Regions from separate parts of the Homo sapiens genome. Here region 1 is linked to region 2. A link is an interaction called in ENCODE POLR2A ChIA-PET data of the cell type or tissue named here. Cell type or tissue: GM12878. All regions are shown on one strand. Links, peaks and the distances in the headings refer to the core of each region. The heading gives the core; the rest is flanking DNA. Region 1 has its middle 29 kb from the start of CPOX. Region 2 has its middle 66 kb from the start of ST3GAL6-AS1.

Region 1 (15,482 bases), core at 3,518-11,517, 100 kb after region 2:
TCAGTCCCTGACAGAGCAAGTCAGGGGAAGCACATTAAAGATGTAGAAGATGTAAATTACATGAGTAACAAAGTGTCTCTAACTTATATATATTTTGAACTCTGAACCCTGAAAATAGAGACAACCCTTCCAAGTACCTAGGGACATTCATAAAAATTGACAAAATTCTTTTCTAAATTACAAACTCCATAAGAAATTTTAAAAAACAGAAACTATACTGACAATATTCTCTATAATACAACAAGACAAAAATGAACAAGCAAATAAAAAACTAAAAACTCCAACATCTTGTAAATTACAACAGCTTTTTTTCTTAGCCCAGTCTTGGATCAAAGAGGAAATATAAACCAAAATTACTCATATCTAGGAAATACTGATAATATAAACAATACCTACTACACCCTATGAGACATAACTAATACAGCGTTTTCTTTTTTTTCTTTTTTCTTTTTTTTTTTGAGACGGAGTCTCGCTCTGTCGCCCAGGCTGGAGTGCAGTGGCGGGATCTCGGCTCACTGCAAGCTCCGCCTCCCGGGTTCACGCCATTCTCCTGCCTCAGCCTCCCAAGTAGCTGGGACTACAGGCGCCCGCCACTACGCCCGGCTAATTTTTTGTATTTTTAGTAGAGACGGGGTTTCACCGTTTTAGCCGGGATGGTCTCGATCTCCTGACCTCGTGATCCGCCCGCCTCGGCCTCCCAAAGTGCTGGGATTACAGGCGTGAGCCACCGCGCCCGGCCACAGCGTTTTCTTAAAGCCTTAAATATTTATATTGATAAAGAAGGAAAAATGAAAATAAACTATTTCTCAATCAAGAAATTTTACAAGACAACCAAGCAAACTGAAGAAAAGGAAAAAGAGAAATTAGCAGGCAGAAACAAGATAAGGATCTTCAGTATCACTACTATTATTCAATATTGTATTAGAGATGCTAAGCTAATAAGTTTAGACAAGAGAAAGAATTAGAAATACAAAGATTAGAAAAGAAGAGGTAAAATTGTAATGATAAAATCTAGAAGCAACCCAAGTTTAATAAATGGAAGAATAGATAAATAAATTCTGGTATATTAATAAAATGAAATGCCCTAGACTCATGTTATGTGTATATAAATTATAGAACTGGGAAAATTAATATGGATGAATATCACAGACATTGAGTGAAGATAAAATAACCTGCAGAACAATACATGCAATGTGGTTCCATTTGTACAAAATTCAAAAGATGCAAAGCTAGGCCATAGGCTATTTAAAGATACACATAAGTGATAAAACTAATGAAAAGCTAATGACAAATACCAAATTCAGGTGAATGGAGAATGGAACTGAGGCAGGATTCACAGATGGCTTCAAAGTTCTTAGTAGTGTTCTACAGCTGGATTCTGATATACAAGTGGCCATTTCAACATTTCAATATATTAATAGGATATTTCTTAGTATCCTCATATTTTATAAATATTAATGTGTATATCAAGTATTTAATTAAAATCTTTTAAGCTATGATCAGAAAAACTCTTACTCTGATACTAACATTCACTTCTGTGGGTTTTCTTGTTGGCATCCTGATACATGTTTCTTTAAAAATCAAGTATTTTTCCCACGTATTTAAATTAGTGTGTATGCTTTGTGGAAATCTTGGAAAATAAACAATGGTATTAAGGATATAATTACATTTGATTCCACCACTCAGAAGTCACCATAAATACTCAAAATTTTGGTATATTTCTTTCTAGGTATTTTATGCATATTTTAATGTAGTTAAATCATATTGCATATATAATTTTGAATACTCACTGTTTTCTTTTTTATGCCTTAAGCATCTCCCCCTGTTATTTAAACCTTTCAAAGGCAGATAATCGACCGGGGCTGAAAATAAGGGGTTTCTTGAAAGTGAGCAAGTGAGCTACTGACTGAGGGCTCTAGCCCATCGGCTGCCCCGTTTCTTTATGGGAACTTGGTCTCCAGCTGGGCAGGAGATTCAAGGGCTTTTTTTTTTTTCCAAATAAATAATGAATAGTTCTAGAGAAAAAAAAAATACTGCTGTAGGCTTTGACATTTTCACTACAAAATGATTAACTCTTTTCTTTGCCCCTACTTTACAAAGTAGAATTTACAAAGAACTTAAAAAAATTTACAAGAAGAAAACAACCCCATCAAAAAGTGGGCAAAGGATATGAACAGACACTTCTCAAAAGAAGACACTTATGCAGCCAACAGACATATGAAAACATGCTCATCATCACTGGTCATCAGAGAATTGCAAATCAAAACCATAATGAGATACCATCTCACGCCAGTTAGAATGGCAATCATTAAAAAGTCAGGAAACAATAGATGCTGGAGAGGATGTGGAGAAATAGGAATGCTTTTACACTGTTGGTGGGAGTGTAAATTAGTTCAACCATTGTGGAAGACAGTGTGGCGATTCCTCAAGGATCTAGAACTAGAAATACCATTTGACCCAGCAATCTCATTACTGGGTATATACCCAAAGGATTATAAATCATGCTACTATAAAGACACATGCACATGTATGTTTATTGTGGCACTATTCACAATAGCAAAGACTTGGAACCAACCCAAATGTCCCTCAATGATAGAATGGATAAAGAAAATGTGGCACATACACACCATGGAATACTATGCAGCCATAAAAAAGAATGAGTTCATGTCCTTTACAGGGACATGGATGAAGCTGGAAACCATCATTCTCAGCAAAACATCACAAGGACAGAAAACCAAACACTGCATGTTCTCACTCATAGGTGGGAGTTGAACAATGAGAACACCTGGACACAGGGAGGGGAACGTCACGCACCGGGGCCTGTTGGGAGGTAGTGGGCTGGGGGAGGGATAGCATTAGGAGAAATACCTAATGTAAATTATAAGTTGATGGGTGCAGCAAAACCAACACGGCGCATGTATACCTATGTAATAAACCTGCACGTTGTGCACATGTACCCTAGAACTTATAATAAAAATAAGAGCAAACAAAATTACTTGAATCAATGAGAAAACATTAGAAAGAATAATAGATAGCCAGGGTCATCAGATATTTGAGGAAAATATAAGAGAAAGAGAAAAAATAAGTAAAGAGACCACAGATAGGCAGGCTTCTAATGAATATATAATAGAACAGATAAGAGATTAAACTTAGAAATACAGAGGTAAATAGACAGATCAAAAAGATTTAAAAGTTGTTGCTTTTGGGCAGCAGGGCTGAGGTGAATAGAAATGGAAAGGGAATTGCTGGGTTTTGTCATAACCTTTTACTACTATTTGATTGTTTAACTGATTTTATTTATTAGATTAATAAAAATATTAAAGAGTAAAGGCCATGGATTTTTAAGCCCTCAAAACATTTTAATTGTGCATATTTTTATCATATAGATGCTTCTTATTAGAAAAAACTTTCCATTCTGTTACATTAATTTTTATCATGTGTTGCCATTACATTACCGCTGTTCTTAAAGACCTCTTCCTGTTTTTGACCTCACTGTTGAGCTGAATTAAATACACGTTATCATCTAACTAGTTTTAACTTTAAGAAGTAAGATATGTTCTGAGAAAAGTATTCTTTAACAGGTTCCAATCGTTCTTAAAGATTCATAGAACTTTATACATGGTGCCCAAATGTCTTTTCTGTCTATGTTAATAATAAGTAAAACTATTGTTTATAAAATGCAAACTAAGTCACAGATTTTGTACACCTCAAGGTACAGGGGAAGGTATTTTATAAAGTGGGTGCTGGACAATGGTCCAGATGTGTGACCTTTTTCAAGTTTTTGCTTGAGAGTTTAGAAGTTACATTTAAATCAATGATCACTGTGTCTAGGGTTATGTTTTCTAAACACAGCAGCCCTCTGGCTCAATCATGAAGATATCTCGTGAGTTCCAGAGGAACTTGGGTATATTTCTGTTTGTATAGAAAGACACTAAAAGAAAAGCATATTCTGGTTTTTACAGGTCTACCTTATTTTCTTCAAATTATATTTTAGTGACAACTTGAAGGAAATGCTATCAATGCTTCAAAACTCCAACACAGTTTTTTTGTGCTGCCACCACAGCATCATCTCTTCATGGTCTGATTGGTGTAAATACCACAGGGATAAGCAAAAGCATGAGACTGAAGACACTTTCTGTTTAGGAAAAATGGGTAACAAGTTGAAGAATGCTTCTCCCTGAAAAATCTTTGGGCTTCCTCTCAATGTTGTTCCTATTGTGTGGGTAGCTCCACCCCAGATACCCACACAAGAACTTGGCCAGGGTAAAAATCAAACCCTGTGTCTCAGGCCACAACAGAGTTTGATTTTACCCTGGCCCGGTTCTTGTGTGGGTAGCTGGGGTGGAGTCCTCTCATTCTTACTCTGCTTTTGTGGTGTGAAAGTCTAAGTTAACTGCTGATTGTTCTTCAACTTATTAGTGCTTTGCTATAATCTTAGGTAAAGTCAGAAATCCCATCAACTCATCTTATTGACATAGGGCAAAAGTACACCTGAATTTTTATTAGTTCAGAATTTTTTTAGAGTAAGAAGTCTTACTCTATAGTCTTTGTATATACGTACAAAGAGAACACAGCATTATGTTTTCATGACCTCGTACATCTTCATTCTTGAACCTTTTAATTTTCTCCCATCAGAAAATATTTTAATTATATAATGTTCAAAAAATTTAGGTGGGCATACTAACACAAAATCCATTTTCTCTGATTTGTAAACCTTTTTTTTTTAAATGAAGAGTTTTTGCTGCTTGCTTATATCTCTGTGGTTTGATGTTTTAGCCTCTTGATTAATCTCAATACTTTCTATCCTATGACTAAACTACTTTCCCTTGCATACACCCTTGGATTTCTACTGCACATCTTTTAAATTTTATGTCATTTATCATCTATATCTCTTCATCATTTTTTCTTAGATTTGTGTAATTCATGTCTCTTCTTTATTTGTAGAGAATCTAAATCTAGTCTTACATAATTGCTCCAGATGATAATAATCTATTTATTTATACTTCTAATTTGTCCCAGAAAGGACTTAAGGTGACATATATAATAATGCATAAAATATAGTGAGATGAATTCAATTGAAAATAAGAAAAGTTGACAAAGGGAAACTAATGGTGGGAAATTAAGATGAGGCCAAGAGCAAGGTCAGTGTTCAAATGCCTGCCTAATAGAGCCGCAGTTTGGCTTCCTGCTATATCCCTGTTTTTTGTTCACCAGCTTCATATCCCTCCCTATGTAGCTTGATGACCACAGCCTGCTTGTGATAGTTAGGGTTTTCCAGAGAAACAGAACCAATAGGATGCATGTGTGTATGTCTGTATATAGCTTTATTTAAGGAATTGGTGAATATAGAGACTGGCAAGTCCCAAATCTGCAGTTCATGCCTGCTGCCAGAATTCTCTCTTGCTCAGGAAGGTCAGTCTTTTGTTCTATTTAGAACATCCACTGACTGGATGAGGCCCACCCACTTTATAAAGGGCAAACTGCTTTCCTCAAAGTCCACTTATTTAAATGTTAGTCTCACCCAAAACACTCTTACAGAAACATCCAGAATAACGTTTGACCACATATCTGGGCACTATGGCCCCACCATGTTGACATAAAATTAATCACCATGCCACTAAAACCTGCAACTTGCCTTTAACCTCCACCTTGTCTTTCTTTTCCTTCCTACATGCACCCTTTCCATTTTCTCTAATTCCTGAAGCTTCAGTTATACTTCACTTTACTCCTTTTTTCTCACGCCTTCCGCTAAAGACACAGGATTCCCAAGGGGTCGTTAGGCCACGGGTTCCTATTTCCTGGGTTGGGTGAAATTCTTCTCCCTTCTGGTTGTTAACTACCGCTTTCAAATAAGTTCCTGGTCCATCTTGAGTGTCCCGCTTACATCTCCCCTAATGGCCCTTCCCCACCCTCTCCCTGTGCCCTACCCCTGGCTCTTTGTAAAAACTCCTTACATTGTTACAGGCCCATCGTGAACCATTTCTGCTAAAGGACTTTACGGTAGGAATTACCTTTGCTACATTAGGCCACGTTTTCTGGGTGCTGATGCAGCTGTATACAGGGTTACGTGAGTGCTTGTTTGAGTGTGTGTTATTGTCGTGAGAGTGGAGCAATAAAGACAGTCCCTGGGAAAAGTTTCCCAGGACCCAGTGGTCCAGTGTGTCTCTGCTACTAGAGGAAGAATGTGGTCCGCCACTCTACTTCTTGTTCCCTGAAGCCCAGACCACAGAGAGGGGTTGTGGGAATCAGTCTCTGCCTGGCAGGTTTTTGAAGCTTGTGAGGGGAAATAACTCTCTAGCTTTCTTTCAGATAGAAGAAAAAAAAAAAAAACAAAAATGAAATAAAAGTAAGACAAGTGGCTGTAACACAAAAAAACTTTATAGACAGAGATTCAAATATAAATCTGAATTGTTCACCCTTTTACTTTATAACCAGGCACCAGAGGACCCGTGAATGCATAATGATCATTTCTGAAATCTTTGGTAGTATTCCCATACAACCTGAGCCCATATTTCAGACCGGTCATAGCTGTGTGATTTAGGGGACGTCACACAGACTCTACTCTTAACTCCTCTGTAAAAGAGAATGAGTAATGTGTACCTCCAAAAATTACTGTGGGAAGTCAATAAAATAACATATGGGAAAGAGTTTTACAAGCTTTTAAGTGTTATGTGGACATTAGGTATTCAGGAAATCAGTTAAAGCCGCACTGAAGACATTAAAACAAACAATCAGATATTTGATACATAGAAAGCTGGGCAAATGACTGTTCAGCACTTTAAAGGTAGGAAGAAGAGGAGACTAGATCAGTCAGAGAGAAAGAGTTTAGTCATTTTCATATCATGATTCTTCCCTTCCCAGTGGAAAGTATATATGAGCATGTATGTTTATGTAATATAGATAGATGTGGCAGTAAATTGCCTTTCACTTTCTCTAGTCAAAATCAAAAATAATAATTTTTAAGCTAGGAAAATTCAGTAATTTGATGAGGGAATTTGGCTGGAAAAGTGAAAAACAATTCAAGGATAGGTATTTATAAATATATCAGAATATTATACATGTATTTTTGTATGCACATGTGTTTTATTTAGGAAGGAAATAACATGTTAACTTTTGCGTATCTTAATTTTTTATTCAGCATTGACTTCCCACCTGTTGTTTAACTTTTTCATTCTTTGTTTTTTTTTTTTTTTTTCCGTTGTGGTCAAGTGCGTATCGAAGACCACCTTAGCTTAGCTGAGAACGTTGTACTTGTGAAGCATTTGAATGTGGGCCACATCAAAGGTGAACAAAATAATTCATTTCCTGGCCCTGCTCAAGTATCCTCACCCTGAGAGTCTGCCCCTGTGGGCCACAACACTGCCACCCATAACAGTCACACCTCTCTTTAAACCCAGGTATATTTGGTATCTGTAACTCTCACCTGACTCTCACATAACAGTCAAATTATTTATCTCTTTGTAAACTTAAATTTACATTTATATGCTCCATCTCTCTTCACACCAGCTAGTGCTAATACCCAACACTGAGGGTGCCAGACAGTGTTCTAACATTACTTAAGTTAACTTAGTCAATATCTGAAATAACCCCGAGGAAGTTATTCTCATTGCATGCCTGAGAAAATTGAGGTGTGGAGGGTTGAAGTTTTTGCTCACCCCCACAGAGCCAAGTGCTGAGCAAAAGGTAGTCTGGGCTGGGTGCCGTGGCTCACACCTGCAATCCCAACACTTTGGGAGGCCAAGGCAGGCAGATCACTTGCGACCAGGAGTTTGAGACCAGCCTGGCCAACATGGTGAAACCCTGTTTAGTCTCTGCTAAAAATACAAAAGTTAGCCAGGTGTGGTGGCATGTGCCTGTAATCCCAGCTACTTGGGAGGCTGAGGCACGAGAATCACTTGAGCCTGGGAGGTGGAGGTTGCAGTGAGCTGAGATCACACAACTGCACTCCAGCCCGGGCGACAGAGAGGGACCCTGCCACAAAAAAAAAAAAAAAAAAAAAAAAAAAATAGTCTGGCCTCTGACATCACTCTCACCCAGAATTATGAAAGCTCAATAGGAATCAATACCTTGTCTCACAGTTTAGGTGCCTCCAGCCCCTAACCATTATTTGCATTCAAGAAAGGAACTGTAAATGTCTTATGGTTGTTACTCTTTGAAAACAAATCCTATAGTTATGGAAACAAACAAATAAAAAATGCTAGAGAACTTGTATTCTCCTAATACCATCTTTGATTAAGCTTTTACTGAGTTCAGAATTAAGGAATGTTAATGATACGAAAGCTTTTATAGCACTGATTTTTTTCAAAGTACCAACCTGTGGTTTGGTGACACAACTATAGAAACATGGATAGAAACTCCCTATTATGCAACAAACCACTTCCTGCATCTGTTTATTCATTTATTTGCAGTGTTTTAGCTAAACTCTTATCCACTTGTAGGGTCATATACTTGCAACTGTATCACTATATGTAGCATAAATATCACAAACTGCTGAAGAACATGGACTTGGTAGCTAGATTTTGAGGTTAGAATTCAATGTAATTCTGTATAAATAATACATACCTCAATAGGACAGTAGAAAAGATGACCTATGTTAACAAATGTAAAGCAATTAAAACAGTGCCAAGCACATAGTAAGTGCTTTATACATGTTTACTATTACTATTAAAACTCCAAAATTTCAGGAAATATACTTAGTTCAGCCTTCTGTAATCAGAAGTTTTGACTCAATTTAACCTGAGAGATAACAAAGTGAATGCCAGGCACGGTGGCTCACACCTGTAATCCCAGCACTTTGGGAGGCCGAGGCAGATGGATCATCTGAGGTCAGGAGTTTGAGACCAGGCTGGCCAACATGGTGAAACCCCATCTCTGCTAAAAATACAAAAATTAGCTGCGCTTGGTGGCACATGCCTGTCCCAGCTACTCAGGAGGCTGAGGCAAGAGAATCACTTGAACCTGGGAGGCAGAAGTTGCAGTGAGCAAAGATTGTGCCACTGCACTCCAGCCTGGGCGACAGAGCGAGACTCCACCTCAAGAAAAAAAAAAAGAAAGAAAGAAAAGAAGGAGGGAAAGAAAGAAAGAAAAAGAAGGAAAGAAAGAAAGAAAAGTGAAGCCTCTTTTCAGAGAACATCAGATCTTAGTTTTGGAAGGAAATCCAATTGTATGCTGCTCACACTTCTAATATACCTAAGAGGTAATAATAGTGATTCTGCTTGAACATTTCCAGTGATGGAGAACTTAACTACCCCTCAGAAAATTTCATTTTATAATTGGATAATTTAGTTATGAATAAACTTATATTTTATATTGAACAGAAATCTACCTTTCCGTAAATTCCACCTACTGGTTCCAGTGGTTAAATAGCAAAGCAGTGGTTTTTAAATTGTCTTGTGCAGAAATGTTTCAGAAGTTCTTAAAATGTTTGATCAAAATTTCATTTTTTTAAAAAGACATTTTTGAATCATTTGTTAAAACTGAAAAATTTAAAGGATGTGTAATATCCTTGGGAAGATTGCCTAACTTCTCCAATTCTCATCTTTTTCATCTACAAAATGAGTATAATTAGTAGATGAAAAATAAGTCTTCAATAAATGTTAACTGCATCTGTATAATTCTTATATTATTTGCATTTTGATACCAGCTATTAGAAGGCTTCCTTTAAAGCTCTGTGACTCAGAGGTCTTGTGGTTTCTCGCTGCAGACAATTCTCAGCTATCCTTTTCCTCAACTCAGTGGAGGATTTCTTTTGAGGGTTCAAACCCCCAACTTGGCCTTGTAATCAACTGAGCACAGGCTGACCTGGGTCTCCATCACTTCAAGGTAATCCACCAAGAGTGCTCACTCAACTCCCAGCCGCTACAGTTCCTGAAAATCTTCTAAGACAGGTGTTCAGATGCCCTGGCCTTGCTGTAATAGTAGTGGATGCTTTGGAAATCCACTGGAGCTGAGTTTTGCTAACACCAAGGTGCTGAGAGGTTTTCCACTGTGGTGTGATCCTGTGTAACTGCTGCCGACTGCATACCCTGCCATCCCTGCAGATTCTCAGCTTCCTGATTCTCTGATGGACCCTATGGCTTCAGAATAGGGAGAAATATGCCACAATAGAATTCTACTTTTGGGATAATTACCATCTTGTTAATCCAGCTTTGCAAAGGCTGAAGACTAGAGATTGGGTAGCTCTCAGTTCTCTATTCAGAAAACCAACGTATGTTTCTCCTGCCTACATACTCAGCTCCTCTGAGCAGGAGATAGTCAGGGAGAAGTCTGTCTGAGCTTGGCTCAAATGATATTCCCCTTTGGCTATGTGTCCTGTAGAGCTCTGTGGAGCATAATTTTGCTAGTTTTAAATATTATAAATGTAATACATTTTCATTGTAAGTTTTTTTTCAAACATTACTAGTATAAGTATACGGCATAAAATAAAAAGTTACATATCCCTACCACTATCTCACCCCCAGGTTTCACCACCCACTGATAGATCCTTATACATCTTTGAGGAAATTTCTCACTCTTATGCATATAACTATGCATAAATGTCTATTTTTATAAAAATATTGAAGGAGTCTTATAATAAATATATAAATATGTGCTTTATATACTTTAGTGTATTTTGGGCATTTTTCCATAGCAACACATTTAGGCTGCTTCCTTCTTTTTAATAAACACCTTATAATTTTATATTACATATTAAATATATATTAAAAGCTCTATAACATTTAATTAATATATTAAATGCTCTATAACATTTAATTAAGTTTAAAAATTTATTTACCCAGTACTTTATCAATGGATATTAAGATACTTTTCCTTTCTTTGTTTTTTTCATCCTTCCAAACTGTGGCAGGCAGTCTCAAAAGATGGCCCCCAATGAGCATTATCTCCTTGTGTATTCCCTTCCCTCATTGAATTAGTCTGTCCTGTGTAACAAGAAGACATTGTGCGAATGGCAACATATGACTTCCACGACTAGGTTATAAAAAGCATAGTGGCTTCTGCCTTGTACTTTCTTGAATTACTCATTCTGGGAGATGCCAGTTAACTTATCATGAAGATCCTCCAACAGTTATATTGGGAGGCAAGGGGTGAGGAGCTTGGCCCTCTTGCAACTTGTCAGCCCACAGGTCAAATTGGAATTGGATCTTCCAGCCCCAGTCAGACTTTGAGATGACTGCAGTCTCTGTCAACACATTGACTACAACCCCATGAAACAGCCACTCAACTAAATTGCTCTCCAATAACTGAGACACAGAAACTCTATGAGATAATGATGTCTATTATGACTTTAAACTTTAAAGTTTTGGGGTAATTTTTAAGCACAGGAGTAGATAACTAATAGACAAACAATGTCACAATGATCATCCACGTCTACTTATTTTTGTGAGAATATAAAAAGTCTGTAAAACAAATTCTTAGGAATAGAATTGAAAATAGTTGAAAAGAGTGTGAATTTTAAATTTCACTTAATAATATGCAATTTAATTTAACAGTGTCCCACAGTGAATGAGTGGGCTTCTCCATACCTACCCTCAACATTGAAGCTCACACTATAATTTTGCCATTTTATAACTTTTAAAAAAGTTTTTTTTTTTCCAACTTGGACTTAGTTATGCAGGAGGTTGAGCATTTATAAAATATTCATTGACAATTTATATTTATATTTCTGTTAACTGCCAATTTATATCTTAACTCGCTTTATATTGAATTGATCTTTTTGCTATTAGAGCTTTTTGTATAATAAGAAAATTAGCCCTTTTTTATAAGTATGCATGTTTTTCCCCATTTTGAAATTTTTATTGTAACATAGTTTATACATCTTTTTAGGGCAGAAAATGTTTACTTTTTGTAGTAAAATGTATCTTTTATTTTTTCATCAATTTTTATTTTAAGTTCTGGGGTACATGTGCAGGATATACAGGTTTGTTACATAGGTAAATGCGTGCCATGGTGGTTTGCTGCACAGATCAACCTATCACCTAAGTGTTAAGCCCAACATCTATTAGTTATTATTCCTGATGCTCTCCCTCCCCCTGCTCCCATGACACACCCCAACATGTGTTGTTGCCCACCGTGTGTCCATGTGTCCTCATCATTTGGCTCCCACTTATAAGTGAGAACATGCAGTGCCTGGTTTTCTGTTCCTGCATTAGTTTGCTGAGGATAACAGCTTCCAGCTCCATCCATGTCCCTGCAAATGATATGATCTTGTTCCTTTTTATGGCTGCGTAGTATTCCATGGTGTATATGTATCACATTTTCTTTATCCAGTCTATCATTGATGGGCATTTGGGTTAATTCCATGTCTTTGCTATTGGGAATACTGCTGCAATAAACACATGCATGCATGTATCTTTAAAATAGAATGATTTATTTTCCTTTGGGTATATACCCAGTAGTGGGATTGCTGGGTCAAATGGTATTTCTGCTTCTAGATGTTTGAGGAATTGCCACACTGTCTTCCACATGGTTGAAATAATTTACATTCCCACTGACAGTGTAAAAGTGTTCCCTTTTCTCAGCAACCTCACCAGCATCTGTTGTTTCTTGATGTTGTAGTAATTGCTATTCTGACTTGCATGAAATTGTGTCTCATTATGGTTTTGATTTGCATTTCTCTAATATAGGTGATATTGAGCTTTTATTCATATGTTTGTTGGCTGCATGAATGTCTTCTTTTGAGAAGTGTCTATTCGTGTCCTTTGCCCACCTTTAAAAGGAGTTGTTTTTTTCTTATAAATTTGTTTAAGTTCCTTGTTGACTCTGGATATTAGACCTTTGCCCATCAGATAGATTGCAAAAATTTTCTCCCATTCTGTAGGTTGTCTGTTCACTCTAATGATAATTTCTTTTGCTGTGCAGAAGCTCTTTAGTTCAATTAGATCCCATTTGTCAATTTTTGCTTTTGTTGCAATTGCTTTTGGTGTTTTCATCATGAAATCTTTGCCTGTGCTTATGTCCTGAATGGTATTGCCTAGATTTTCTTCTAAGGTTTTTATTGTTTTGGGTTTTACATTTGAGTCTTTAATCCATCTTGAGTTTTAGTTTTGTAGAAGGTACAAGGAAGGGATCCAGTTTCAATTTTCTGCATATGGCTAGCCAGTTCTCCCAGCACCATTTATTAAATAGAGACCCTTTTCCCATTGCTTGTCTTTGTCAGGTTTGTCGACGATCAGATGGTTGTAGGTGTGCAGTCTTATTTCTGAGTTCTCTATTCTGTTCCATTGGTCTATGTGTTTGTGTAAAATGTATCTTTTAGAAAAAGATTTTAGGTTTTATAAAGCTTTCCCTACCACACTGGGAATTGTTCAAAGGAAAACTCCCATATTATCTTCTGAGTTAATAAGATACTAGTTTTTTCCTACCAGTAGCAATGACTACAAAATTGGCTCTCAAAACAACAACAAAAAGCTCTGAATTGTAGTATTTGCCAATTTCCAAAGTGTAAATACTCCCATCATGTCCAATTTCAAGCTGCCCATGTGACTTCGCTGAACACAGAGTTAGGAAAAGATGTGCACAGTTGGCTCTTGCCAGCTGATATATGCCAACTCTAGCACATCACTGCACCAGAAATGTATTTTGACATAAGGGTTGAGAGAGATCCAGCTTCTTATTTTGTTCTTTTTTTCCAAACAGCTGAAGTGAATGCTGAAGTACATATAGGACTATAAATCTGATTAAAATAGCTATGCTTTTATTCCAACACAAATTTATGTCAATTATGTTCTTACCTAATATGTGATGTATATATATGTAAGCTTTGACTTCAAGGTAGGGTTTTTGAACACATGTACACAAGGAGGGGAACAACACACACTGGGGCCTGTCAGAGTCGGGGGAGGGAGAGCATCAGGATAAATAACTAACGTAGGCTGGGCTTAATACCTAGGTGATGGGTTGATAGATGCAGCAAACCACTGTGGCACACGTTTACCTGTGTAACAAACCTGCACATCCTGCACGTGTATCCCAGAACTTAAAATAAAATAAAATTAAATTTAAAAAAATGTTTGCAAACCACTGAGCTGAGTCTTTATCAAGACGGGAGGATGGGTGGGGAAGAGAAAGATGTGTCTCTAATTCACTTACAAAGTTGCAGTTTCTCCTTAGATCTTCAATTCTCCCACCCACATAATCCCACATATTTTAAGTACTAAATGCCCTCATCTTCTGTATTTCTGTTTGTTCAAATTTTCTTTTTTTTTCCTACCGTTAAAAACTCATCTCAGAGTAAAAAAATGAGTGGTTGTGGGGAGTAGGGGGGATTAATAGGTGGCACACAAAGGATTTTTAGGGCAGTGAAACTACTCTGTATGATACTGTAATGGTGGATGTATGTCATTACGCATTTGTCCCAATCCATAGAATATACAACACCAGGAGTGAGCCCTAATGTAAACTAACAACTTTGGGTTATTACAATGTGTCACAAAAAAACCTCATCTCATATCCTTTGTCATATTAAGGTGCAAATAACTGATGAAAAATTCAAGTGCTACAAGGAAGCTGTGTAGCTGACAGGCTAAAGCTCCAGTTCAGCTTGCAAGTGGGTGTGAGAGTCTACGGCAGCTCACAACCTTCCCATGAATCATAAGAGGATGGGAGTGGAGATGAGAGGTGAGAGGCAAAACTGAAAGAGGAGAGGATTTGATTTGAAGGCACAAGATTTGGGTTCTGGTGGTGGCTCTATCACTTCCTGGATGAGTGATCTTGAGAATTCCCTGAAACTCGTTTTTCTCACCTGAGTAACAAGCTTAAGAATAGCACATTCTATCTGTGCTTTAATGAGGATAAATTGAGATAATATATGAGGACATGCTTCACTAATTGTAGTTATACAAAAATGCTGGTTATTGGTCACAAAAAAGGCAGATGTGCTTTTGAAACATTCAGACTACGGTTTGACAATGGGGCCAGTCTGCCTGTATTCCATCATTTTTACTCTCCTTTTCTATTAACTCCATGTGTCCACTTTCTCATCCTAAAATTGGAATAAAAATATTTACTCTCCTGGTTGCTTAAAGGATTGAAATAGAAATGCATGTAAAGTAGAAAAGTATCTGTCTCTCCCCGTCTCTACTCCAGTAAGTGATCAACCAAAGTTGTTGCAATTTCCTTCCAAAATCCACAGGCAATGACATTAATCTGTGTTATGCTCAATCAAAAGGCATGCCCCAGTGACCCAGAAAAGAAGAAACCTGTGACATTCCCATTATTTCCCACAGGGCACTGATCACTTTCTACTTCTCCTAGCTCACCGTGTCCATCACTCATTCCTCAACCCTTTGGGTGGGAATGAGGCATTTGCCCCTACCAGTCTATTAAAATTGCACCTAAATTTACCTTAGAGGAAGTAAATTATAAAGAGCTCTTTGGACTGTTAAAAGTGAAGTGATGTATTTAGAAAGCGAGAGAATTTAAAAATACAGAACCATGATCAATTCTGTTTTAACTTGCAGTATATAGTTGAGAGCATGGTGTAC
Region 2 (15,482 bases), core at 4,575-12,574:
GGTGAAATATTGAAATATCTCCCCCAATTTCACGAATAAAATAAGAATGCCTGCTACCATCATTTCTGTTAAACATTATTCTGGAGGAACCAGCTTGTGCAATAAATCAAGAAAAAAAGTTGTAAGCATTGGAATGGAAGAAATAAATAATTGTTAGTGTGTACAAAAAACCCAAAAGGATCTATAGGTGAACTATTAAAATTAATAAGTGAATCTGTAAGATTACTGAATACTTGCCAATATACATAAATCTATATTTCTTAATACTAAAGTCTTGAGAAATTAACATTTTCAATAGCATCAAAACAGCAAAATCTAGATATAATGTAATGAAATGTGTAGGTTCTCTACACAAACCATAAAGCATTATTGAGGCCGGTTGTGGTGGCTGACACCTGTAATCCCAGCAGTTTGGGAGGCCAAGGCTGGTGGATCACTTGGGGCCAAGAGTTCGAGAACAGCCTGACCAACATGGTGAAACCCCAACTCTACTAAAAATTAAAAAATTAGCTGGATGTGGTGACAGGCACCTGTAATCCCAGCTACTTGGGAGGCTGAGGCAGGACAACAGCTTGAACTCAGGAGGTGGAGGTTGCAGTGTGCCAAGATCATGCCACTGCACTCCAGCCTGGGTGACAGAGTGAGATTCTGTAAAAAACAAAAACAAAAACAAACAAACAAACAAACAAAAAAACCAAAAAAAGTTATTGAGCATAATTAAAGAAGATATACATAGAAACATAGAAGAAAACCCATGTTTATGGATTAGAAGACTCAACATTTTCAATATGTCAAATACATCCTAAATAGCTCTATACATCTATAGATCTAATGCAATTTCAATGAAAGCCCAAGCAGTTTTTGTGAAAAAATTGACAAGCTAATACTAAAATGTGTATAGCAATGGAAGAGACAAGAAGAGCCAAGGTAATCTTGAAGAAAAATAAAAGAGTTGTAGAAGTTATAGTACTAAATATGAATACTTACCCTAATGTTACAATAGTTAAGAATAAGCAATTGACTACTGGAATGAAATAGAGAATCTGAACAGACTCATACATACAGAACTGAATTAGTGAGAAAGGTGGCTCTGCAAAGAAGTGAGGAAACAATATTCTTTACAAATAGAAGGTGCTACGTCTATTGGATCTCCATATGGAGAAAGAAAGTGAATCCTGGCCCCTTTTTAACACCATGTTAAAAAATCAGTTCCAGGTGGATTTATACCAAATATAAGGGTTAAAATGCAAAGCTTTTAAAAGAAAGCACATGAGAATATTATCACGATCTTGGGGTAAGAATGATTTCTTAAGCATGGTGAAAGCACCAATAAACAAAAACAAGATAGACAAATTGGGCCATGTTAGACTTGGAAACTTTCTTTTCAATCAGAAGACATTTTTCGTATAGTTACTAGGCAAACCACAGAGTAAGAAGGGTTATATATAAAGAAATCCTTAAAAAAAAAAGCCACAGATAACAAAGTAAAAAAAATGCTCAAAAGACATTTGAGCAGACACTTCACAAAAGAAGATAGCTAAATGTAAATCAAACCCCAGTGAAACAGTAATCTATCTGTCTCTAGCAGAATGGCTAAAACTTAAAATTATAAATACCAAGTGCAGAGCTGTGGAACAAAAGGAACTCATATACTTGTTTGAGAGAGAAAACTGGCACAGCAATTTGGAAAACTATGGCAGGGTATACTAAAGCTGTACCTGCACATAACACGTGATCCAGCAATTTGGCTCCTATTCATATTCCCAGCAGAAATGCATACACATACATACAAATTGTCACACAGTACTATGTATAATAGCTCAAGTCTGGAAACAACATGAACGCTCACCAACGTAAGAAAGGATAAATATAATATGGCACATTCAAACAATGGAAAATCTCTTGAAAAATGAACATGAACAAATTCCTGTTTAGTGCAAAATCAGAGCAAATTTTACCAACATAATGGTAAGTGAAAAAAGCCAGATACAGAATGATATAGACTATATGATTCATTATGTATTAAATTTTAAAATCAGGCATAACTAAATGATAGAAGTCAGGAGATTGTTTACATTAGGGGATGAGGTAGAGGAGGTAATGATCAGAACGGACACAGGAGGTTCTTCCCTGACATTGGGATGTCCTAGTTCTTGATATTACGGTGATTATTAGGATATGTTCTTTCTGTGATAATTCATCAAATTCTATGCTTATGATAGTCTTTTCTGTATATATATCAATAAGGTTTGTTAAAAAGGGAGATCAAAAGAAACCATTGTGGCTATAACAGAGAATAAAATGAGTATTTCTTGAAGCCTATGTCCCTTTAAGTATGTATTTGTTTTCTTCTTCACTATCACCTCATGAAAAATATACTTAATTTTTTTATTTTACAGTTGAAAATACCAAGCCTTAGAGAGAGTAAACAACTTGTCCAAGGTGGCAAAGGTTGTTTTTTGTCTCCAAAACTTCTGTTTTCTGCACCGTATGTATATAGTTTTAGTTTGCTTCAGAGTTCACACATTGTCTTTTCAGACAATAACTATTTTAATAATCTAGATGGTTGAATCTAATCACATAAACTCCAAAGAAAAATAATTAATTTTATATAAATCTGTCTTTGCTTTCCAGATAATCCCTTGAGAATGCAACTTCTCAAAATAATAGGGAAGCCAAGGGTACTTCTCAGCAAGCGTAGGAATCCTTGCTATGAGTTGAATGAAGCTGAAATGGGAGAGTAACCAACGTGATTTATTCCAGGCACTCAAAGTAAAGAAAATGTAACATTATTTTATTTTCCAAATAAAATCAATCTGACCTCCCTTCCCCAACAACACCCATCAAAGGTGAAAGAAAATCTAATTTTTATGTGGTAGAAAATCTTAATTTTAACTGACAATTCTACAGGAATCCTAGGGCCTTTGGTAATTTAAGGACGAACTGCTGATCTTGACCCTATGTTTGTCACGTGAAAATGTTCATTTTTCCAAACTGAACAATGCATTCTACACTAAGCTTTACGATCAGGAACCACTGCCTGTTCTCACATAGGGGATGCCCGCATAGCTGCACCACATTGAGGTTGTGCAAAAAGATTTCCACCACTCCCCTTCCTCAAGTCCAGGCCACTCCTTTCCCTCTCAACCCTTGGAACCCTGACCTTTTCAAACAACCCACCTCCTAGATGCCATTCTAGTTTTTTGTTGTTGTTGTTGATTTTTTGTGTATTTATTTATTGAGACAGGGTCTCATTCTGTTTGTTGCCCAGGCTGGAGTGCAGTGGCACAATTTTGGCTCACTGCAACCTTGACCTGCTGAGCTCAGGTTATCCTCCCACCTCAGCCTCCCAAGGAGCTGGGACTACAGGCGTGCACCACCACACTCAGCTTTTTTTTTTTTTTTTTTTGTATTTTTTGAAGAGATGGGGGTTTCCCATGTTTCCCAGGCTGGTCTCAAACTCCTGGGCTCAAACAATCCACCCACGTCAGTTTTCCAAAGTGCTAGGATTACGGGTGTGAGCCACTGTGCCTGGCCCATTCTAGGTTTTTGAAAACAAAGCCCTCAACTTTTTTCTTTTTTTTGGCAAAAGTGAAACTCAGCCTCTCAATGGTCAAAACCTTGCCAAACCTCTTTAGAGCAGGAAAAAAATAATGTTTGAGTTCACATCTAAGAAGAAAACACACACACTCACACACATACTTATGCACATATAGTTACAGGAATTCTGTCGAAAGAACCTGAGGGGTTTATAACCAAAATACTTTGGGAAAATCTCAAAAATGTTTGGGGTATAGTTTAAGCAGATGTGTATGTGTGCAGGTGTGGAAATGTCCAGCAAGTAGGTTGGTGAGGTTCCTGCCAAGACAGTAGGGAAGTTTAACTTGATTCTGTAATCACAGCTGGTGTGGCTGGGTTATTCCCCCAAGGAACAAGACCATCTTTTGAAGTTTTCCAAAAGTTATGAATGGGAAAAAGCAGAACCATATACTTGGGATGAGGATGGCACTTTGGTGAGACAGGTCATCAGTGCTAGAGGAAGATGAGTGGCGGTGGCACTGTTGATGCAGGACAGCTCTGTGGACACGCACAGACAACCAAGGAGGAGGTGTGTGGGGCATTCCCTCTGTTCTGCAATGGTGTTCGCCACAGTGAGAGTCCCAGGAAAAGGGAGGGGTGCAGAAATAATTCTTTAATTGTAACTCATGCCTCTATTTGGTTTTCTCATGGTTGGTGCGGTCTGGGAAACAAAGCTCCAGTGTATGTGGCTCTGTGCTAATTAATCAGGGATTTATCATCATAGTAGTTACTCCAGGGAATGAGCCTCACCAACATTCCAGCTATTGTGCTAAGTGCTTAATATTTACCAGGTCAATTACCACCCTGCAAAAAAGTGACATTAGCCCTATTTTATAGACGAGGTAACTGGGGCAAGTAAGCCTCAGAGTACATAACAAATAGCAGAGCTTGAGTTCAAATCCAAGTGTAAATCCAAAGCCTGTGTGTTTATCATCATTCCACATTTTTTCTTAAGATAAAACCAACTATATCATGTTGCTTCTTTCTTCCTAACAAAGCAGAATGTATGAGAGACTGTAGGCTCTAGAAGTGACATTAGACATAGTGCATTTAAACTTGCTGGGACCAGTTGGGACAGAATACAAACCTTATGTGAGCTGGGAAATAAAGAGGAAATTTACTGCCAGTAATGGACTCAGATTTAAAAAAAAATCTTGTTGGACTGGCTTGATATCTATTTGGATGTTAGATCCAAACATAGTATTTGGAATTATGTTCACTACATGGACACAGTAGCAATAATTTTTCAGTAGAGCTTAAACAAATTCAAATATGAGTCCTATTTGTACCAGGCAATTAGATCTACTGATCTCTTGCCTCATCTTAAAAGTTGGGGGCCGGGTACGGTGGCTCATGCCTGTAATCCCAGCACTTTGGGAGGCCGAGGCAGCGGATCACAAGGTCAGGAATTTGAGACCAGCCTGAACAACATGGTGAAACCCCGTCTCTACTAAAAAAATAAAAAATTAGCCAGGCGTAGTGATGCGTGCCTGTAATCCCAGCTACTCAGGAGGCTGAGGCAGGAGAATTGCTTGAACCTGGGAGGCAGAGGTTGCAATGAGCCAAGATCCCACCACTGCACTCCAGCATCAGCAACAGAAAGAGACTCTGTCTCAAAAAAAAAAAAAAAAAAAAAAAAGAAAGAAAAAAGAAAAGTTGGCTGGGTGCGGTGGCTCATGCCTGTAATCCTAGCACTCCAGCACTTTGGGTGGATCATTTGCAGTCAGGGGTTGGAGACCATCCTGGCCAACATGGTGAAACCCCATTTCTACTAAAAATACACAAATTAGCCGGGTGGTAGTGGTGTGCACCTGTAATCCCAGCTACTCAGGAGGCTGAGGCAGGAGAATCACTTGAGCCTGGGAGGCAGAGGTTGCGATGAGCCAAGATCGCACCAACACACTCCTGTCTGGGTGAGAGAGTGAGACCCTGTCTCACCAAAAAAAAAAAAAAAGTTTAAGTCATTTTTAAAAATAAGCAGTCTATATATGTACTTAAAACCATTCAATAGTACACTTTAAACAGATGAATTTTATGACATGTAAATTATATCTCACTAAGCTGTTAAAATAAACAAATGCTTTCATATTAAAGAATTATTTATATCTCTACATGGCTTTTTCAGTTGTATACATGCATGCATTGGCTTTGCCTAGTCATAATCACTTTACCCTTGTTTGTACTTAAGATAGTTTTGCATTCACTTTTCTACAATCTTGTATTTGTGTTGTTAGTGGTTGCACAAATTTCCTCATGACACCTGTCGTTTAATCAGCCATTGTGTAGCTGCTACACAATCAGATTGTTTCAAGGGCTTTGCTCTTACAAATGCCGCTGTTTTACAAAGGTGTATAAATAAAGCTTTTATTCTTTAAATTTCCAATATTGGGATTATAACGTTGAAGCTACAAACTTTTTAGGGTTCTTGCTATATATTGCTAGAAATAGTGCATCAATTTTTATGCCAGTAGCAACTCTTGAGTTCACACATATCTTATTGGTCTTTCCAGCTCCTACCGTGATTTAACATAAGTATTTGAGTGTCTAATATCCACGATATAGTCTATAATTTTAGAAAAGCTCAATTAGTATTTCTTATTTCTCCCCTGTGTAATAGGAAGTTTCATAAAAGTTAATATTTTATTATTTTATTTATTTATTATTGAGACGGAGTCTCACTCTGTTGCCAGGCTGGAGTGCAGTGGCACAATCTCTGCTCACTGCAACCTCCATCTCCTGGGTTCATGCGATTCTCCTTCCTCAGCCTCCCAAGTAGCTGGGACTACAGGCACACACTACCATGCCTAGCTAATTTTTGTATTTTTAGTAGAGATGGGTTTTCACCATGTTGGCTAGGATGGTCTTGATCTCTTGACCTCGTGATCCACCCGCCTCAGACTCCTGAGGTGCTGGGATTACAGGCGTGAGCCTCTGCGCCTGGCCAAAAGTTAATATTTTAAAGAGGAAATATTTCTGGACTCTGTATTCTGTTCCGTTGGTCTATGTGTCTGTTTTTATGCCAACATCATGCTATTTTGGTTCTTATAGCTTTATAGTAGATTTTGAAATCACATAGTGTGTTGTTCTAGGCTTATTCTTTTGGCACAAGATTGGTTTGGCTATTCAGAGTCTTTTGTGGTTCCATATGACTTTTAGGATTGTTTTTATATTTCTGTGAAAAATGTCATTGGAATTTTCATAGGGATTGTATTGAATCTCTCTATTACCTTGAGTAGCATGGATATTTTCACATTATTAATTCTTCTAATCCATGGACAAGGGATACCATTTCAATTATTTGTGTCTTTTAAAATTTCTTTTATCAATGTTTTATAGGTTTCAGTCTTTTACTTTCTTGTTAAATTTATTCCTAAGGGTTTTTTTTTGGTATTATGAAATTATTCTTTTAACTTTTTTCAAATAGTTTGTTAGTATATAGAAATGCTGCTTTTTATGTTAATTTTTGTATCCTGAAACAGTCCTGAATTCCTTTATCAGCCCTAACAGTTTTTTTGGTGGAGACTTTAGGGTTTTCTATACGTAAAACCATGTCATCTACAGAGACAATTTAACTTTTTTTTTTTTTTTTTTGAGATGGAGTCTCACTCTGTTGCCCAGGCTGGAGTACAATGGCATGATCTCAGCTCACTGCAACCTCTACCTCCCAGGTTCAGGCGATTCTCCTGCCTCAGTCTTCCCAGTAGCTGGGACTACAGGCGTACACTACCACATCCAACTAATTTTTGTATTTTTAGTAGAGATGAGGTTTCGCCATGTTGGCCACCCTGGTCTCAAACTCTTGACCTCAAATGACCCACCTGCCTTGGCCCCCCAAAGTGCTGGGATTATATGTGTGAACTACCTCGCCTGGCTTCCACCATGCCTGGCCTGGATGACTTTTATTTCTTTTTCTTACTTAATTGTTCTGCCTAGGATTTCCAGTATTATGTTGAATAAAAGTGGCAGGAGTGGACATCCTTGCTTGTTCCTGATCTTAGAGGAAAAGCTTTCAGTTCTTCACTATTGAGTACAGTAGTCCCTCCTTATCTGCTGCAGTTTTGCTTTCCATGGTTTAGTTACCTGTAGTCAATCACAGTCCAAAAATAGGCGAGTACAGTTCAATAATATATTTTGAGAGATTGAAAGAGAATATATAAGGAACTCAAACAACTCAATAATAAAAAAACAAATAACCTGATTAAAAAATGGGGAAAAGATTTGAATACACATTTCTCAAAAGAATACATACAAACAACAAACAGGTATATGACAAAATGCTCAACATCACTAATCATCAGGGAAATGCAAACTAAAACTGCAATGAGATATCATCTCATACCTGTTAGAATGTCTATTATCAAAAAAAAAATGATAACAAATGTTGGTGAGGATGTGGAGAAAAGGGAACCCTTCTACACTGTTGGTGGAAATGTTAATTAGTACAGCCATTATGAAAAACAATATGAAGGTTGCTCAAAAAATTAAAACTAGAGCTACCATATAATCCAGCAATTCCACTAAATGAAATTAGTTTCTGCACTCCCACGTTCACTGTGGCATCATTCACCATAGCCAAGCTAAGGGATCAACTTAAGTATTATAATATATCTATCAGTGGACGAATGGACAAAGAAAATGTGGTATATATACACAATGGGATATTATTTAGCTTTCAAAAATAATAAAATCCTGTCATTTGCAACAACAAGGATAAATCTAGAGAATATTATGTTAAGGGAAACGTCAGACACAGAAAGACAAATACCACATGATCTCCCTTATATGTAGAATTGTCAGCCTCATAGACCAGAGACTAGACAGAGGCTAGAATGGTGGTTTCAAGGCACTTCGGAGGAGGTTGTAGAGATGGTCAAAGGCGTAAAATTTCGGTTAGACCCAAAGTTTGTTGTAAAACATGATGGCTATAGTTAACAATGTATTGTATACTTGAAATTGTTAAGAGGGTAGGTTTTAAGTGTTTTCACCACAAAAAAAGTAAAATAATGTGTATGTTAATTAGCTTGAATTGGCCATTCCACAATGTATACATATATCAAAACATCATGTTGTACATAATAAACATACACAACTTTTGTTTGTCAAAATATATTAAAAAGATGAAATACTGCTAACTCTCAGTTAAACCAAAATGAAACATGCTTTTACAACTTTTCTAAATAAAAACAATGAGCTGCTTCCCTTACTTTTCTTTCTTACATTTATTTTTTTCCTGTTTGCAGTACAATTTCTTCTTTCCTTGTTGTTTTAAAGCTGATTATAACTTCCCCAGGTAATTAAGACAATACTGAAAACTTTAAAAGCATGGCTTATCTCATTTCCTAAATGTAGTTACAAATTGTGTAGAATGTTGGTGCAAATGCCCATCTATATTTATTATTTGGCCATATCTTCATTCTATATATTTAAATAAGAATTTGCTAAAAAAAAAAGTGGGGTGAAATTAATATAACTTTTGCATTAGCATTGAGGAGTTTAAATTAAGACTGCAGAGTAAACTGTGGCAACTGGATTGTAAGAAATTCAAAGGCTAAAATGATGTCTTATTCTTATATCATGTACTTTCATAGTATAAAGGAAGTGGTTAATATGTGCTCATTAAATGGAATTAAAAATTTAGTACTGGGAATATTTTCATGATTCCAGATCAGTAGGAGGATATTTCAGATGTGGTATCAGGCTGGGTCTGTTTATAGTAGAAATAAGAGTCTGTCTTTCTAGTGAAAACTAGAAAGAAAAGGTTCTAATGACAGCATTTATCATCCAACAACAATATGTTAGTCATTAAGAAATTACTAGCTTCTTTTGTTTCACTACAATCTCTAGAGGTACAGTGTAATTATCCGTGATTACATATGATAAAGCTGAAACCTCAGAAGTCAAGTGATTTGTGGAAGATCACACAGTGAGTGGAAGAATTAGGACCAAGCCACAGGTCTCTAGCTCCAAATCTTAGGTTCTTAGCACTTGACAAGCTTTTCCCAAACTGTTGTCTCAGGACGCTGATCCAGGGAGTACCTGCTGTGTGCTCCATTATCCTATTAGAAAGTCACGGCCGGGCACGGTGGCTCACGCCTGTAATCCCAGCATTTTGGGAGGCCGAGGCAGGCAGATCACGAGGTCAGGAGATCGAGACCATCCTGGCTAACACGGTGAAACCCCATCTCTACTAAAAATACAAAAAAAATTAGCCAGGCGTGGTGGCGGACGACTGTAGTTCCAGCTACTTGGGAGGCTGAGGCAGGAGAATGGCGTGAACCTGGGAGGCGGAGCTTGCAGTGAGCCGAGACAGCGCCACTGCACTCCGGCCTGGGCAAAAGAGCGAGACTCCGGCGGGGGCGAAAGAGCGACACTCCGTCTCAAAAAAAAACCAAAAAACAAAACAAAACAAAAAAACAAAAAAACAAAAAAAGTCACGGCCTGGCTTGGTGGCTCAGGCCAGTAATCCCAGCACTTTGAGAGGCGAAGGCAGGTGGATCACTTGAGGTCAGCAGTTTGAGACCAGCCTGACCAACATGGTGAAACCCCACCTCTACTAAAAATACCCAAATTAGCCAGGTATGGTGGCAGGAGCCTGTAATCCCAGGCTGAGACAGGAGAATCGCTTGAACCAGAGGTTGCAGTGAGCCGAGATCGCGCCACTGCACTCCAATCTGGGCGACAGAGCAAGACTCCCTCTCAAAGAAAAAAGAAAAGAAAAGAAAGTCACACATATCAGAATATTAAATATGCCAACACATAGATCTGCTCAATTTAGTTTATCTTGGGGTAGAGGATAATAAAATATCAAAATTCATTTTTTAAACATTTAAGAATTTATTTAAAATAACTTAAAGAGTACAGTTGAATTGTTTGTAACTCAAAGGATAAATGCTTGAGGGGATAAACACCCTATTTTTCATGATGTGCTTATGTCACACTGAATGCCTGTATCAAAACATCTCTTGTACCCCATAAATACATATACCAACTATGTACCCACAAAAATTTTAAAAATTAAGAAAAAAATAAGAATTTAGTTAGGCCCATTTTTTTCCTTGTGAAATAAATAGCAATTTTATTTACTTATAAGCTCATAAGTGCTTTTTGGAATGCCATGTCAAACCAAACTGGTCTACATAAACCATTATACTACTTTACTAGAAGGAAATAAAATTCATTTGCTGTTCTTTTATTTGGCTCTCAGTGAAGTATTATATAACCCCTCATATTATGTTAAAACAAAACTGTAAAGAACATAAAAAAATTCTCCTTGCTCTTTGCTTTATATCTTGGGAAATGTTTTGGGTTTCCTCAGTGAGTGTTTTTTGTTCATAGACATGATCATCTGTTATGTGTGTTACAGGAGAAATGAGGTTTAGAATTGATGAGCCAGCCACCCTCCTCCCCATCTTAGAGGTGAGAACTCTGATCCTAGAAAGGTAACAGGACTTGCCAAAAGTCATTGTTGGAACTGAGCTTCTCATCAGGACTTTCATTCCATGTCATCTGCTGTAGTATGAAGTTTTTTGCCTGACCCAACCTAGGATATCGTTAACAATGAGTTCAAGTTCATGTGGGAATTAAGGATATGAGCCTCTTTTAAGAAAATAAAATATGCTGGCCAAGCACACTGGCTCATGCCTGTAATCCCAGCACTTGGGGAGGACGAGGCAGGAGAATTGCTTGAGGCCAGGAGTTCAAGACCAGCCTGGGCAACATAGTGAGACCCTATCTCCACAAAAAAAGAAAAAAAAGAAAATTAGCTGGGTGTGATAGTGCATGCCTGTAGTCCCTGCCACTTGAGAGGCTGAGGCAGGAGGATCACTTGAGCCTGGGAGGTCGAAGATGCAGTGAGCTATGATTGTTCCACTGCACTTCAGCCTGGGTGACAGTGAAGAACGAATGAAGGAATGAACGAATGAATGAAAGTGAGAGAGAGAGAAAGGAAGGAAGGAAGGAGGAAGGAATGAAAGAAGGAAGGAGAGAGAAACAGAGAGAAAAGAACGAAAGAGAGAGAAAGAAAGAAAACAAAAGGAAAGGAGGAAGGAAGGAAGGAGGGATGGAAGGAAGGAAAAAAGAAAGAAAGAAAGAGAAAGAGGAAAGAGAGAGAGAGCAAGCAAGCTAGCTGCTGAGAGGCACAGAAAGACAAATTTTATAAGGACCAGCCCTGAACTGAAAATTTCTACTTCTTTTTCTCCCCTTTCCAGCCAGAACTGCAGGTCACCAGCAAAGGTCACAGGTAGGCAGACAGGGCAGCTAATGATACAGTGGAGGAAAATTCTTTCCTTTTGTTTCAGGACTAATTTGAAAGAACATAGCCATATAATAATATCATGAAATCTTGTACTTTATTTTTGCTGGGTTTCTAATTCAGTTAAGTACTATAGAGATGTATTAAGATTTGGTCTTTTTTCTTGAAACCATTTTGTAAATTTTAAAATAAGTTAGAGAAGTAGAAGTTTAAAATTTCACAAACAAAATTTACTACAAAAACTATCAGGTTTAGATCTCCTAATAGTTTTCCATTGAAATTGCTCTGTTTCTATAAAATGATGAGATAGATTACCTATCAGTAGCTGATACCATCTCAGAATCTTTGAACAAAAACTAGCCCCACTAATAAATGCCTTATTAATTTCAACAAAATGTGACTTCTAAAGCCAAGAAAAATAATTGAAAATACTACACAAATATGTGATAAAAAAGTTATTTCCAAAAAATATGGAATGTATTTAAAACACTGCCAGCATGATATACATGTGTCTGTATCAATGTAATTTCCCTTGCTTTGGTAGTATTATTTGAAATATTTAGCTATCATAGTTTGTTGTTGTTGTTCTGATCCAAAAGCGAAATGAAAATTTAGGTATGGACTAATTTTATGGCAATATGGAATTGATGAGTTATGCTGTTATGTGAAGTATCCATCTGAAATATTAAGAAAAAGAAAGGAAGGCATAATCTTCCTCATTTTTGGAACAGAAGACATTATAATTTATTCCACCTTTCAGTTCTTCCCATTTGGTCAATATTCTATCTATCCATAAGTACTTTGATGCTACCAAATGTATTGTTTTTACCCTTTTTACTATTTTGTGATATCTACCTATGTTGTTTGTTGGTGGTTAATCTTCCCTGCAAGCCACAAAGCACCATAAGATTTTATGGAATACCTACAAAATGGAGGCTTCAGCTCATCTATGTCTTGCAAAGATATAAACATAAGAAAAGAACAGCATTGAATTCCAGAGGCTGATAAATGTCACTTCTTTTTTTTAATATGCTTATTTAATTCAGATAAATAGAACTGTTATGAATTTGAGAGGAATGAAGATATTCAAACACTAACAGAAAATCGTTAGCCTCATATTAGAGCACTCAAATGCTTATGTAACTCTTCAATCCATCTGGCTTCATAAAACCGAAACTTTGAACACAAAACAAGTGGCAGAGTTCACATTACCTTTTATATGTTCCTAGGTATGAAATTGCATCAATTTATTATGAATTAAATTTGAAAAAATCACAGATTTAAAAACAAAGTACAGCAGTGCCTGATTCTTTTTAATTCCACAAATATCTAGCATCTCAAAGTATCATGTAAACAAACTTCTTTGCTGCTCAATGAATCCTTCCAATTTTGATAATAAACTAAATAGTATCAGATCTGGTATATGACTTTCATGTGTAAGTTATGGTTTTATCCATTACTTTGACAATATTACTGATGTAACAGAGAAAGAAAAATTTTCAACTATTTATTTAAAACCAACTGACAGGTTCAAGCACCTGTCTTCAGAAAAGCCAGCAGCATTTTTTTTTTAACATACTCAAAGTAAGATTTGGCCTAAGCCCTTAATACCTTCCTGAACAGACATACAAATAAACACCCTCAGGAGATGTTACACAAGGGAGAGAAGAACATGGAGCAATTTGCACTTTTTCGCCTAGATAATATTAACAAGGTAAAGCAAATCCAGATCTTTATGAATGAACAGCTGTCATGTTTAATACACTTGCAACTCTATAAAACTAGAGCCACTATCACATATGCTTATATAGATACATATGTATTTTTAATAAAGTCTCTCACTTGCTTCAAAATTTAAGGATGATCTTTTTCCTGGTCAATCATTTCAAAGGACAACAAATAAAGTAGAAAAGGATGAAATATGTTTTGCATATTGCTGTGGAAGAATGGAAAACATACTTTGAGAGGTTCAGAAAATTCACTGTACAGAATGAACAGCTTATATACACTATGTGCAATTTTTCTTGGCTGGGGTATTTGAATGCAAGAGATCCTCCAAAATAAGAAGCCACATTCATTCTTGTCCACATCCCTCTGTCTCTTCTATTGCAAAAAGAAGTTTTTCCTTTAGTTGTTCATAACTCTTATATGGTGGTAGATCCAAGAGATTAAAACATGTATGGCTTCTTGGTAACCAAGTATCTTTGCCAACTTTTTCAATGCAAAACTTTTGAGGCCCATTACTTCCCATGAGCTCAGCAAATCCTCCTAGAGATAAACGGCAGGTTCCAGTGACGAACTGCAATAGTAGCATTCTTACTTCATTGTCTGTCTCTTTCACAAACTGCCAGAACCGAATGATTTGCTTGCTGTTTCTTGTATAATGTTGATAAACAGTATTTCTCTGCCAATCTGCCAAGTCAACCTGCTGTGTGCCACACAACGTAACCTCTAATTCTTTTTCATTGAAGTACTGTAGCCACTGATGAGGAACAACTCCATTAAAACCATCAAGGAAAGCTTTGGTCTGTTCTTGTACTCCTCGAGAAAAATGCCATTCTGTCATTAAACCAATATATTCATCTTTGTTCTCCTCAGTCACCAGAATATTGGAAACTCCCAACTTCAGGTCATGTGAAGTAACTTTTCCCCAACTCTCCATGTCAACAGAAAAGTACAGTTCTAAGCCACATTCTTCAATGTTGTTATCTCTTATCCAGATAAGGGAGTTATAAAATTCAGTATCAATAGATTCCAAATCCTTAATAGTAAGTTTTTTACTTAACATATGCTTGTAGAATGGTAAAGAGAAACCAGTATCTATAAGCTTTCCATGAAATAGTGCCATGGCAATAAAACGACCAATGAAACAGTAGTATGAAAGATGGTCTGGATTAATGGTTGATGCTGGATTTATCTGCAGAGAATAGTTGTTCTTCCCCACATACTCAAATAAGCATTACATTGGGTTCAAAACTTCATGTGAAAGCAAGAAAAGCCATTCTCTTGCTAGGCCACCATAATCAAGTCCTTCTTCTCCTCTAAATATTACATATAAGCACCTCCTCAAGTCATAAGGTTTTAATGCCATAATCTGTTGGAAGGAATCTTCAAACAATGTCTGCCGGGACACATTGATCTTTACATGACTGGGTAGTGCATTAGACTGGCACAAATAACGGAAGTGAGCAAGTTTCCGCCTAAAGCTGTGTTCATAATCAATTTGTGGACCACCTTTAGTTATGGATGACTTCCCATTGCAAGGATCTTTGAATGTTGTTGTTCTTGCATTGTGATTAACAAAGTACCTTACACCTTCACGAGTATATCTTATTTCCCAGCCTTCTGGCAGAGGTTCTTCATTCTGTAAGCCTTGAGTTCTTGGATCTTCCCACTGGGTTGTTTTTGTATTACGATTCACAAAGTAAACCCTGTCTGTTGAATCCACTCTTTTTTCCCGGCCTGGTGGCAAAGGTCCATGAGGGTCATTTTCTGCGGCTAACATTGAAGCTGAATAGAGGTATCATTGGTTAAACTGTTGCATAGCTCCCTGAGGTTGGTTCTGCTGAGATTGCCACTGTTCAAAATTTCTGACCCATTCCATGGTAGGCCGCTGCCATGTTGTTCTTCTGGTGTTATGATCCACATAATA

What was found. Peaks named below come from ENCODE experiments on the same cell type or tissue, not always from the same donor. Only the 100,000 strongest peaks of a DNase experiment are listed, where the experiment ranks them.
Region 1: POLR2A ChIA-PET joins it to region 2 with 10 read pairs; 2 of 35 experiments call an interaction of 5 or more read pairs at or near these places.

Annotation. Positions count from the first base shown.
Region 1 is chr3:98,556,664-98,572,145 of GRCh38, reverse strand. It overlaps a transcript of CPOX not described here. Among named protein-coding and RNA genes, the nearest start is that of CPOX, 29 kb to the left of the region's middle. RefSeq lists a silencer at 8,711-8,770 and enhancers at 9,825-9,874, 15,164-15,482. In GM12878, for the core only: no CTCF peak of the experiment used is centred there; a DNase peak (open chromatin) is centred at 8,317; H3K4me3 peaks cover 5,011 bases; H3K27ac peaks cover 8,000 bases.
Region 2 is chr3:98,658,993-98,674,474 of GRCh38, reverse strand. It overlaps the pseudogene WWP1P1. Among named protein-coding and RNA genes, the nearest start is that of ST3GAL6-AS1, 66 kb to the left of the region's middle. In GM12878, for the core only: no CTCF peak of the experiment used is centred there; no DNase peak of the experiment used is centred there.